2 separate regions of the Mus musculus genome follow, and region 1 is linked to region 2. The links are chromatin contacts, found by Hi-C or POLR2A ChIA-PET in ENCODE. All regions are on one chromosome and are shown on one strand. The core of a region is the stretch at or near the end of the contact, and the rest is flanking DNA. Distances in the headings are between cores, read along the strand shown. Region 1 holds the start of Dcaf8 (DDB1 and CUL4 associated factor 8). Region 2 holds the start of Copa (coatomer protein complex subunit alpha).

The links. Hi-C counts contacts between places; a loop is a spot of excess contacts on that map. ChIA-PET counts read pairs that join two places held with the same protein, here RNA polymerase II (POLR2A).
Region 1: POLR2A ChIA-PET joins it to region 2 with 31 read pairs in Patski. The contact joins the promoter of Dcaf8 here to the promoter of Copa in region 2. A Hi-C loop is called at or near these places in 1 of 37 maps with a recorded cell type or tissue (T-helper 2 cell). POLR2A ChIA-PET finds 5 or more read pairs at or near these places in 4 of 5 experiments (Patski and embryonic stem cell).

Annotation. Positions count from the first base shown.
Region 1 is chr1:172,145,267-172,150,434 of GRCm38, reverse strand. It overlaps Dcaf8 (DDB1 and CUL4 associated factor 8), which reads right to left and starts at 2,420. Exons shown (of 14, transcript NM_001357204.1): 1 at 2,097-2,420; 2 at 1,114-1,186.
Region 2 is chr1:172,079,965-172,085,307 of GRCm38, reverse strand. It overlaps Copa (coatomer protein complex subunit alpha), which reads right to left and starts at 2,779. Exons shown (of 33, transcript NM_009938.4): 1 at 2,359-2,779. The coding sequence starts at 2,398. Ncstn (nicastrin) reads left to right here and starts at 2,559. Exons shown (of 17, transcript NM_021607.3): 1 at 2,559-2,707; 2 at 3,992-4,096. The coding sequence starts at 2,626.

The sequences.
Region 1 (5,168 bases), core at 1,171-3,670, 65 kb before region 2:
GCTACCTATACCTTCAGTTCCAGGGATCTGAGACCCTCTTCTGATCGTCTCCAGCATGAGTCATGCAAGCGTTGCACAGACAGCCATGCAGGTAAAACACCCAGACATAAAACCAAATTAAAATGTAAAAGCTTACTCTTACATCTTACATACATGCATCCGCATTCAAAGTTTTTATGTTACTTCATAATGAACATTTTCTAGTTTTGAGCACCACGGGGAACAAAACTTAGCATAGCCACTCTCAAACTTTTCCCAGTACAAATCCCAAAGGTACTAGGATTGGTCAAACCTACCTTAAAGAGTCAGGGGGCTTCTCTACTAAGTCTTGCCAGTCTCAAGCACAGTCCTACCCTCTGCTACGAGCAATCTACAAGCCTTGTAGGAACCATACTGACAACTGTGTTCCGGCTCCCTCTCCTTGTTGCTGAAAGCACATGATTCTTCTACTGACCAATAATCTGCAAGTTAGCTACAAAAGGAACTGCTTTTAAGAAAGAAAGAAAAGAAAAGAAAAGAAAAGAAAAGAAAAGAAAAGAAAAGAAAAGGAAGGAAGGGAGAGAGAGAGAGAGAAAGGAAGAAAGAAAGAAAAGAAATCCCACTACCTTTTGAAAAGTTGTGCCTCTGAGGCTAACTGGACTTAGATACCAACTAAATGGAGGCTCACTCTTCGATCCTAGCTTTTAGTCAGGAGTGGTTAATTACTCTCCAGATGGCATGGATGATAAGTTCTGGGTTTGGGAGAACAGATCTGACTTGACAAAAGGCTAAACAGAATTCAGGCAACCCAGTTCTCTATGTTTTAACAGTCTAAGACAAGATCCACGGGAAGACAAAACACAATGCAAATAAATAACGGGGGAATAGAAAACGAGGTGCAGACTGCTCACTCGACGCTTAAGCCATTTGAAGACACACAACAACAGTGTCGGGCAGCAGGTCAAAATACAGCCAATTAAATTTGTAAGAAATTTAACCAAAATTGTAACAAAGCTGCTAACAATATCCAAACTTGCGGAAACAGGGGTAACAATTGTTGAGTTTAGCGGTCTGCACTTTCGCATGAGGAAAGGGTCTTGAATTGAGGAATTAAACGCCTTCAATGCCACTCACCTTCCTGCTTTTATCGCCGACCGAAGTCAGGCCCAAGATCCTGAGAAAACTGGTCTGGAGGTTCGCTGAAGAACTGAGAAAAGTGAAAGTTTACATGGCAAAGGCGTCTCTTCTGAAAGTAGCCAAAATATTTATGACCACACTTTAATGTTTTTTTTTTTAAAGTCTCCTCACAACTATTTAAAACCAAAACAACTTACCTAACTCAATTCTGACTACTGAACAAAACCCATGCCCGTAATGGAAACACAAAGGATTAACACAAGATTTAAACGCCAGGCAAAGTTATCTCCCAGCTCCACCAAGGCTAAAGAGTCACTTATGAGGAAAACCTGTATCTTTTCAACTCTTAAACCAAACCACCCGTCTCAAGCAAACTCCGGAGCAGGGGGGGGGAGGGGAGAATCCGCGGGAGAATGTGATCGCTCTAGTGCGGGTTTGTTTACAGACTACACCAACAATCATGAGTCAGAAATTCAAGCCGCCAGATGCTTTCCAACTAATAAGGACCAAGCGGGACCGTTCTAAGGTGTCCTAAAAGATTTCGGGACACGGGGAGGGGAAGTACATTAAGAGAACTAGATCACAAAGCATTCAAGAACAGACTGCCAGTTTCTTGGACCTCGGCCTTCCGTACGAGGTGCTGGGCCTGAGATCTTGGGATGGGGGAAGGGGGCACACTGCGCGGTGGCCCTGAAGTGACTAGGAGACGCCAACAGAGCCGGGTCCCCAAATTATAAAGGGAGAAATGAGAGTTTACGAATGGGTCACCGGACGAACGAGAAGCCCCTGTGAGTCATGGGGTTGGCCCTAGGGGGCAACCCCGTGGACCGACCCGGGCAGAGGACGAGTCCTCCCAGCACCGACTCGGAGGAGGGGAGTAAGACTTAAAGTCCGGGAGTTTTAGGAAAGGGATCGGGCCTGTCCTGCGGGGAAGCGGTCAGGGAGAGGGGGGAACAGGCCGAGCCGGACGAAACACGGACCCGGTAGGTCAAGGGGAGGGCGTCCGGCTGGGGCAGTTACAAGCACGGGAGCTGGCGAGGCCCGGCAGCCCGCTTCCCATCTAGGGTCATCCTTCTGCCAGCGGATGCTCCGACTGTTCCAGGCCCAGCCGCCCCGTCCACTGCCGCCACCAACGCCGCCGCCATCTTACACTGGCCAGCGGCAGCCACCACCACCGTCTCGGGTCTCCGCGCCTGCGCCTGCGCCGTCACGCTTTCCGGCGGGGTTTGCGACGCTGTGCTGGAGGAGACTGAGCGAGAGCGGTCCCGCGAGCTCTGGGCTCCCAACCCTCCCGGTGGCCGCACAAGGGGCGGAGCCTCGGGCCAACCGAAGCCGCGAGGGGCGCGTGCGCGGGGCGGAGGAGTCAAGTTGTTTTCGTACTTTGAGAGTGATGGCTTGTCTCCTGGTATTCAAAACACATGCGATCTAGGGGCTCCTTGGAGTTGTGCCGGAAAATGAACCTCATTCCAAAGGCTCTGGCAGGCAAACTTCTAGGTGTCCTCCAGGCCTGAGGTTCTAATTCTTGCCATATTTTTTTGTTTGTTTGTTTCCTTGTTTAAAGAAAAACCCCTTTCTCCTTTCAGGCTCAAAGCTGCATTTCCTTCAATGGCTTCTTAAGAGGCCTTCTGCCAGCACCCATTTGTCCATTTGTTTAAAAGAGTCACTAAGGTTTGGGGATGTTGGAATGCTTCCTAAGGGTCTAAAAGTTTTAAAAGTTTGATCCCCACACCTGGGGGTGGGAGTGACACGGCTTAGAAACAGGATTTATTTATTCATTTGAAACAGGATCTTTCTACCCGGGCTGTCCTGGAACTGTAGATCTCACAGAGATCACCCACCTGCCTCTGCCTCTCAGGCGCTGGGATTAGGATTAAAGGCGCTCAACGCTGCAGAGTTTAATTTTTTAAATGAGCATACAAACTAACAGGTTACAAACTAGCACTCAGGAGGCTGAGACAGGATATACACAAGTTGGAGGTCAACCTAGAACAACGGATAGTAAGTTCGGGGCTAGAATAAGTCCTTCCCCGATCCCCAACACACACACACACACACACACACACACGCAATAGGTTTCCATGTGGCATTTTCATATGTATGTGTCATGCCTGTTTCTTCATGGCCCCCTTCCCACTCATTTTCCCCTTCTTGGTTACCTTCCTCCAATAACTACCACTAAGTTTTGTGACTAGTGTATACTCCATTCTCTTTTCTTAGCTTTCCTTCAACTCTCTTTATATCTCTTCCTTGCCTCTCAGTCTCCTGTCTACTTTGTTGTTAAATATGAATACGTGTGTGTAATTAATAGACATATGTATACATGAACTTAAATCCAGATTCTGCATATGGGAGAGGACATGCCATATTTGTCTTTCTGAGTCTAACTTATGTTGTTTATAATCTGCAAATACTATTTCATTCTTCATAGTTGATGGATCCTATTGTGTATATATTCTATATTTTCTTTAATTCATTCATCTGTTGATAAATATCTAGGTTTATTCATAATTTAGCTGTTGTGAAAATACAGCTAAAACATGGATACGCCACATAACTCTGCAGGTTGCTGGTTTTAGGTAACCTCTGTACACTACTTTCTGCTGACACCTAAAGGAAACCTAACCAGGATTCTAGGATTCCAGATTACTCCTAGCTAGCAGGCTGGAGCATTCTTATTTGTAGCAGAAAAATCTAGTAGGATCATTATATCCAGGGTAGGCAGTAGAATAAAATAATTGTTTTTCACTGTTTAGGGTAGACATCAGAATGAAGAGTTTTTTTTCCTGGAAGTAATGTTTTTGTTTTGTTTTGTTTGTTTTTCCAGACAGGGTTTCCTTGCCCTGGCTGTCCTGGAACTCACTTTGTAGACCAGACTGGCCTTGAACTCAAAAATCTGCCTGCCTCTGCTTCCCAAGTGCCAAGACTAAAGGCGTGCGCCACCACTTCCCGGCTTTTTTGGAAGTAATTTGACCTTGAAAAAGATCCTTATAGAAAACCGAGGTGCTTTCTCTCATCTATGGGGTTGTTCTTCTGAAGGAGCTTTACAGTCTTTCAGTGACTTCTGGGTCACAAGATGGTCCTGGCACACCTGCAATACCTTGCATTATCGAGGATTGCAAACAGTACACAGTAAGGACTAGAGTTGTAGGGTGGTTTTCTTCAGGAAACATAGAGCTTTTTAGGGTCTTTAGTATAAAGGAATTTATTCCCCCCTGCCCCGGAAAAAAAAAAGAACAACTTGTGTAACAATCAGTAAACATACTTTTGGGCAGATGTTCAGTACTCAGTCCACAGAGGCTGACTCTTCCTGATGCCTGCAAGGCCAAGTTTCATCCTGCGCTGTTTCCTTTGGTGTGACTCAGAACACCAAGGTTGTTGAAGATGTTTTAGGTGGGTCTCCTGCATCCCAGGCTGTATCCCGCCTCTACCTCCAGAGCCGGGATTACAGGGAAGCATCGCCATTGCTGGTTTATGCAGTGCTGGAGGTGGAGCCACGGGGCTTTTGGGCATGTTGAACAAGTACCCTAACAACCAAACTACGTCTTCGGCCTCTCTTTCTTTTAACCAGAAGGTTAAGGTACTAAGTACAGACTCCTCAACTCTACCCCATACCAATACCATTCCCCTCCTCCCAGGTGTTTTGAGACAGGAACGAGAGTAGCTCAGAATAGCTTCAAATTCACTTCTGAAACTGCTGCCTCCATCTCCCGAGGGTCGGGCATGTGCCACTATGTCTGATTTTATTCGTTGTTGGGAATCAAACTGAGGCCTTCGTGGATACTAGGCAAGCACTCTATAAACTGAGCTCCATTGCCAGATACATTCTATCCCAAGCTGTCTCTTGTTGACTACTTGCTGAAGTAGACATGTGGTAATTAATACTGTTAACTCGACAAGATCTATAATTAGTTAGCAGGCAAGCCTCTAGGCATGCCTGTGAGGGATTACCTAGATTAGGCTAATTGAGGTGGGAAGACCCACCTAATTGTGGGTGACATCATTCCATAAGCTGAGGGGCTTGGCTGAATATACAGAAAGTAAATCGAGTACCA
Region 2 (5,343 bases), core at 1,530-4,029:
ACCACCACCAAGAACAACAAAACCCTTACTCTTAGAAAACATTAAAATTTCACTTTTAGTTTCTGACTATAAAAAAGATCTACTGAAGGCAGGTGGTGGTAACACACACCTTTATTTCTTTGGGAGGTAAAGGCAGGCAGATCTCTGAGTACAAGGCCAGCTTAATCTACACAGTAAATTCTGGGCAAGCCAGGGCTACATAGAGAAATCCTGTCTCGGAAAACAAACAAACAAACAAAACCACCAAACCAAACCACCAAACCAAACCAAACCAAACCTACAAACAAAAAGGTCTACAGAAGATACTTCTATAGATAATCTTGGCCAATTGGTGACAGGCACCTTTACCCACTGAGCCCTTACTGGCTTAGAACATGTACATTTAATGTTTTGGTAAATTTTTTTCAAGTTTTTTCAGGGCTAAGGTTTCTCATTGTAGTCCTAGCTGTTTAGTGTAGGCTGGTCTCAAACTCAGATATCTGCCTGCCTCTGTGCCACCACACCAGGAATGCTTGGGCTTTTCACAACATGGCCTCACATTGTTGTCTAGGTTGGTCTCAAACTTGCAGCAACCATCTTGCCTTAGTCTCCCATGTGCTGGGATTACAGGAGTGAGTCACCACATCCAACTCTGGTAGCTAGTCCTTAGTTGTAAAAATATTATATGAATATACTCTCATAGCAAGTTAATGAAGGCACTATTTTGCATGATGTTTCTTTTATTTTTACGGTAGACTCTTTAACACCGTCCCGTGGAGCGGGCAGTTGTGAACCACATGTCATGAGTGATGGGAACGACATACTGTGCGGACAGTATGCCCTCTTAACTGATTCAGCGATCTTAATGAACTCTCAAATACTGATTTCCCTAATGCCTTTCTAGTGCACAAGAAGAAATCTGAAAAGAGCTCATAGAAAATGAAGACTCATTTCAACTACTCAAATACCAGAGACTCGTTTGTGTTTGTTCTTTTTATTAAGTACATGCACAGGTGAGTTCAGGTGCCCACAGAGCCCAGAAGAGGGGTCAGGTCACCTGGAGCTGGAATTACAGGTGGATGTGAGCTGCTGAATGGGGAACCAAACTCATGTCCTCTGAACAGACAGTAAATCTTAATTGGGCCAACTCTTCAGCCCTAGAACCTTTTTTTTTAGAATAGGATCTCAGTGTGTCTCAGTGTAGCTTTGATTGGCCTGCCGCTCGATACGTTGACCAGGCTAGCCTCCAACTCACAGAGATCCACCTGCATCTGGCTCCTGAGTGCTGCAATTAAAGCCACCATGACTGGCACCACACATGATAATTCTTTTCTCTTCTTCTTTTTTTGCCATTTCGAGATAAGGTCTCTCTATGTAACCCTGGTGGTACTAAGAATTCTTACTGGCACCCTTTATAATCAAATTTCCCATGACACTTAGAAACTGCCCAGAATATAGCCTCCATTAAAGAACCTCCAGTTTCTGAATTACTAAGTCTTGCCAGGCACTATTATAAACACAGTTAATGTACTTTCTCATTTTAATTCTCTTTATAAGAAAGTGTTAACTATCCTTATTTTTAAAGATAAGAATATAGAGATTTAGAGATAGTAAGGAGACACCTTAAGGCGGCTTGTTAGTAGACGTTTCAGAATTCCTAAGCAAGTCTGACTGACTCCAATAAACAAATTCTGAACCACTTCACTATAATGCATATCATGAAATAGTCCAGATATATTTTTTATCAGATTTCCATAGACTTAATTTTTCTAATATCGACATTTTCAAAGAGTGTGATCTCAGGCCTTTGTCTTTCAAGACTTATCACCAAAAATTTAGCTGTTTACCTGGTATTCAAATCTAACACAAAGCATCTGTATTTCACCGGACAATCTTACCCAGGCTCGGGACCTGGTGGGGCAGTAGGCCTCCATTCTCTCACTCCAAATAGGCCAAAAATAAATAAATAAATAAATAGTCCAGCGGAAGCACTGGACATGGAAATGGAGCAGACGGGCTACTGGAGTAGCCAGTGACAGAAGCTGAGACTCAAACCCCAGAAACACTCCATACAACCTGGTTATCAGAAAGCATCCAAGTCATAAGGCCTTAAGAACAGAAAGGGCTGGCACACCCCCCCAGAAGAGGTGGCTGGAAGGAGTAGGGAGCCGGCCTAAGGTTAACGAGCCACGACACGATAAGTTCCAGGACATACGAAGCAGCACGGACTGCAGACTACTCCACTAACCCTAAGCCGCTCCCTCGGTTATTCCTCCGGGTTCTTCCAGGAGGCCCGACGCGGTCAGCGAGTCCTGCCTTAGTGACAGCACCACTACCCCCAACACCCAACCTCCGCTGTTCCCGTTTCTTCTCCACTACCTTTGACCCGCGCGCTCTTCGTCTCGAATTTGGTTAGCATCCTTCAGGCCTCGGGCTCCTAGGTCAGGTTAGCGGGTCCCGCCGCTCCCGGTGGCACTCCCAAGGCTTCCACGTCAGCTACTCCCGGGTCGCGGCTCCCGGAAGCTCCTCGGACAAGGACTTCCGGTCTCTGGAGCGCTGGGCCACAGAGACGATGCTAGCGGAAGCCTAGAGAGGCCGCTACGAGTCTGGAAGGGACCTGAGGCTTCCGCCCAGCGGAGAGGCAAGATGGCTACGACTAGGGGCGGCTCTGGGCCTGACCCAGGAAGTCGGGGTCTTCTTCTTCTGTCTTTTTCCGTGGTACTGGCAGGTGAGGTCACCCCACCCCGGAGCTCTGGTCTTTAAGAGGAGCCGTCCGGAACGGCCCATCGCTAGTGCAGGCAATGCCCTTCTGGTTCCGATTGCCCCTCTGTCCCCCGCCCTGGAAATCCTTCTTGTCTTTCGTTCCCATGACATAAGTTCCTCCTTTGCCTGGACCTGCATTTCCTTAGTTCTCTCCAGCCCTTTTCTGGGTTTCCAGCCTGATTCTCTTCAACCTTTCTCGCATGCCTCGTTCTCTGTTTAAAGCCCAGCCACCCCATCAGCCATCAAAAGGGACAGGTGTGAAAAGCTCAGCCCCCTTCCTCCGGTTTAGTATGTTTGAGATCAAAACAGTCTCGTTTCGTGGTCTTTGTGCGACGTTGAAAAAATGAGAGCCCCCGTTTCCTCCTGTTGGTTCTAGCCTAAATTTGTGTTCCTTGTTTTCTTAGCTTACTAAAGTGAGGCTAACGTTAGCTTAGCTGCTTTAAACTGTTAAGAGGGAAGTAATGATTCAAGGAATCTTAGACGTTTAATGTATATGAATATTTTCTTTTTTTCCAATCTAATGTCTATTTAGTGATCTTTAAATTATGAAGTACAATCAGTAACACACCTGTAATTATTTATAGTGTGTTCAACTAAGAGTTAAGCAAAGATATATATATATATCTTTCTAGGTAAGCCCTGAAATGCAGCCATTTCCTTGTATAGCCATGACTCCGTCTTTCTCAACATTCACATTGCTTTTGATTAGCTTCAAGGGAGGAACTGTAGCTGTCCCATACTCTAGGTGTGTGGGCAAATGGTCTGATATTTCATTAACTGACCAGGTGTGTGGCATAACGTTTCTTCTCCTAGGTCTGTTCAGATTCTTAGGTGGTTTTTGTTGTTAGTGCTTTTCTTTGTTTGGTTTTGGCAATCTATATTCTTAGACCAGAGCTCTTTTGATAACTAATTAGTAATGTACAGGCAAGCTAAAAGAAGCAGACTTGTTTAGCCCTGAAACTTGACGCCGGCACATCTGAAGTCAAAGACTTTTGACAATCACCTTTTAGCTTTATAATTAATCGATCATCATGGAGTCTAATAACTTTCTAAAATACACAGCTAGGTCCTCTTTACAATACTTATGTTCCAATAATGTGGCCAAGAAGTGAAAAGAATGATCATTAATCTTGTGTTAGACAGTATGATCGTGAATGCTTTACTGAAACCATGAATCGAGCTGATGATGATAGAGGCTAATACCAAATTATCTTTCACTTTTTCCTAATACTGTTTATCTTCTGATCAGGATTGTGTGGGGGAAACTCAGTGGAGAGGAAAATCTACATTCCCTTAAATAAAACAGCTCCTTGTGTCCGCCTGCTCAACGCCACTCATCAGATTGGCTGCCAGTGTAAGTTGGAATTGGAATTTGTATTTGTGGTCATTAATAATTCAGTTTGTATCCTGGATACTCAGAAATACTCATATCCTGCTTAGGAGTCTTGGCATTCAAATTACAGTGTATGTATAGAAGGTGATTATCATCTGTCAAACCAGGCAAGATAATTAATAAGAGCTGAAACTTAGTAAATGCTCTTTTAAAGTGTGCATTTTATTTTTGCCTCTGCAACAATCCTTGTTATTAACACTGTACAAATGATGAAACTAAAACTTGAGAAAAATGGATTAACTTTCCCAGCAGGATCATGCTAGTAAGAAATCAAACTAGGATCTTGTCTTTGTCAGGGTTTCTATTCCTGGACAAAACATCATGACCAAGAAGCAAGTTGGGGAGGAAAGGGTTTATTCAGCTTACACTTTCCACATTGCTGTTCATCACCAAAGGAAGTCAGGACTGGAACTCAAGCAGGTCAGGAAGCAGGAGCTGATGCAGAGGCAATGGAGGATTGTTACTTACTGGATTGCTTCCCCTGGCTTGCTCAGCCTGCTCTCTTATAGAACCCAAGACTGTCAGCGCAGAGATGGTCCCACCCACAAGGGGCCTTTCCCCCTTGATCACTAATTGAGAAAATACCCCACAGCTGGATCTCATGGAGGCACTTCTCCAACTGAAGCTCCTTTCTCTGTGATAACCCCAGCCTGTGTCAAGTTGACACATAAAACCAGCCAGTACAGATCTGAACCTGGTGGGATTCTCAGCTATCTTACCATAGAGTTCTCTAAGGTAAAAGAAGTCTCGTAGTCTATGGGGTCAAGTCATCACTGTGTCCTCTGAGTGATCTCTTTTGAACCAAAATGATCCTTTCCCCCCCTTTGAGACACAGACTTGCTAGGTAACCCAGGCTGGCTTTGGCCCTCTGCTGAGTTCTGGGACTACAAGCATGTGCTGTTTGCTGAGTTTTGTGCCAAACATGGGCCACTGTTTGCTGTTGTTATTTTGTGATGCTATTGATTGAATCCCTACCATCAAGCTAGTATCCCAAACCCCCAAATCGGCCTCTTCAAGAGCGATAAACTAGTTGAAGCAAAGGCATGCTAAGTAGGGCTGGAGAGAGGACACTGCGATTGAGAGAGCACTTGCTGCTCTTGGAAAGGGCTGATTTTTGGTTCCCAGCACTCACATGGTAGCTCTCCTCCATCTATCACTCCAGTTCCAGATCTGATGTTTCTAATCTCCACTGATATAGGCACCAGTGT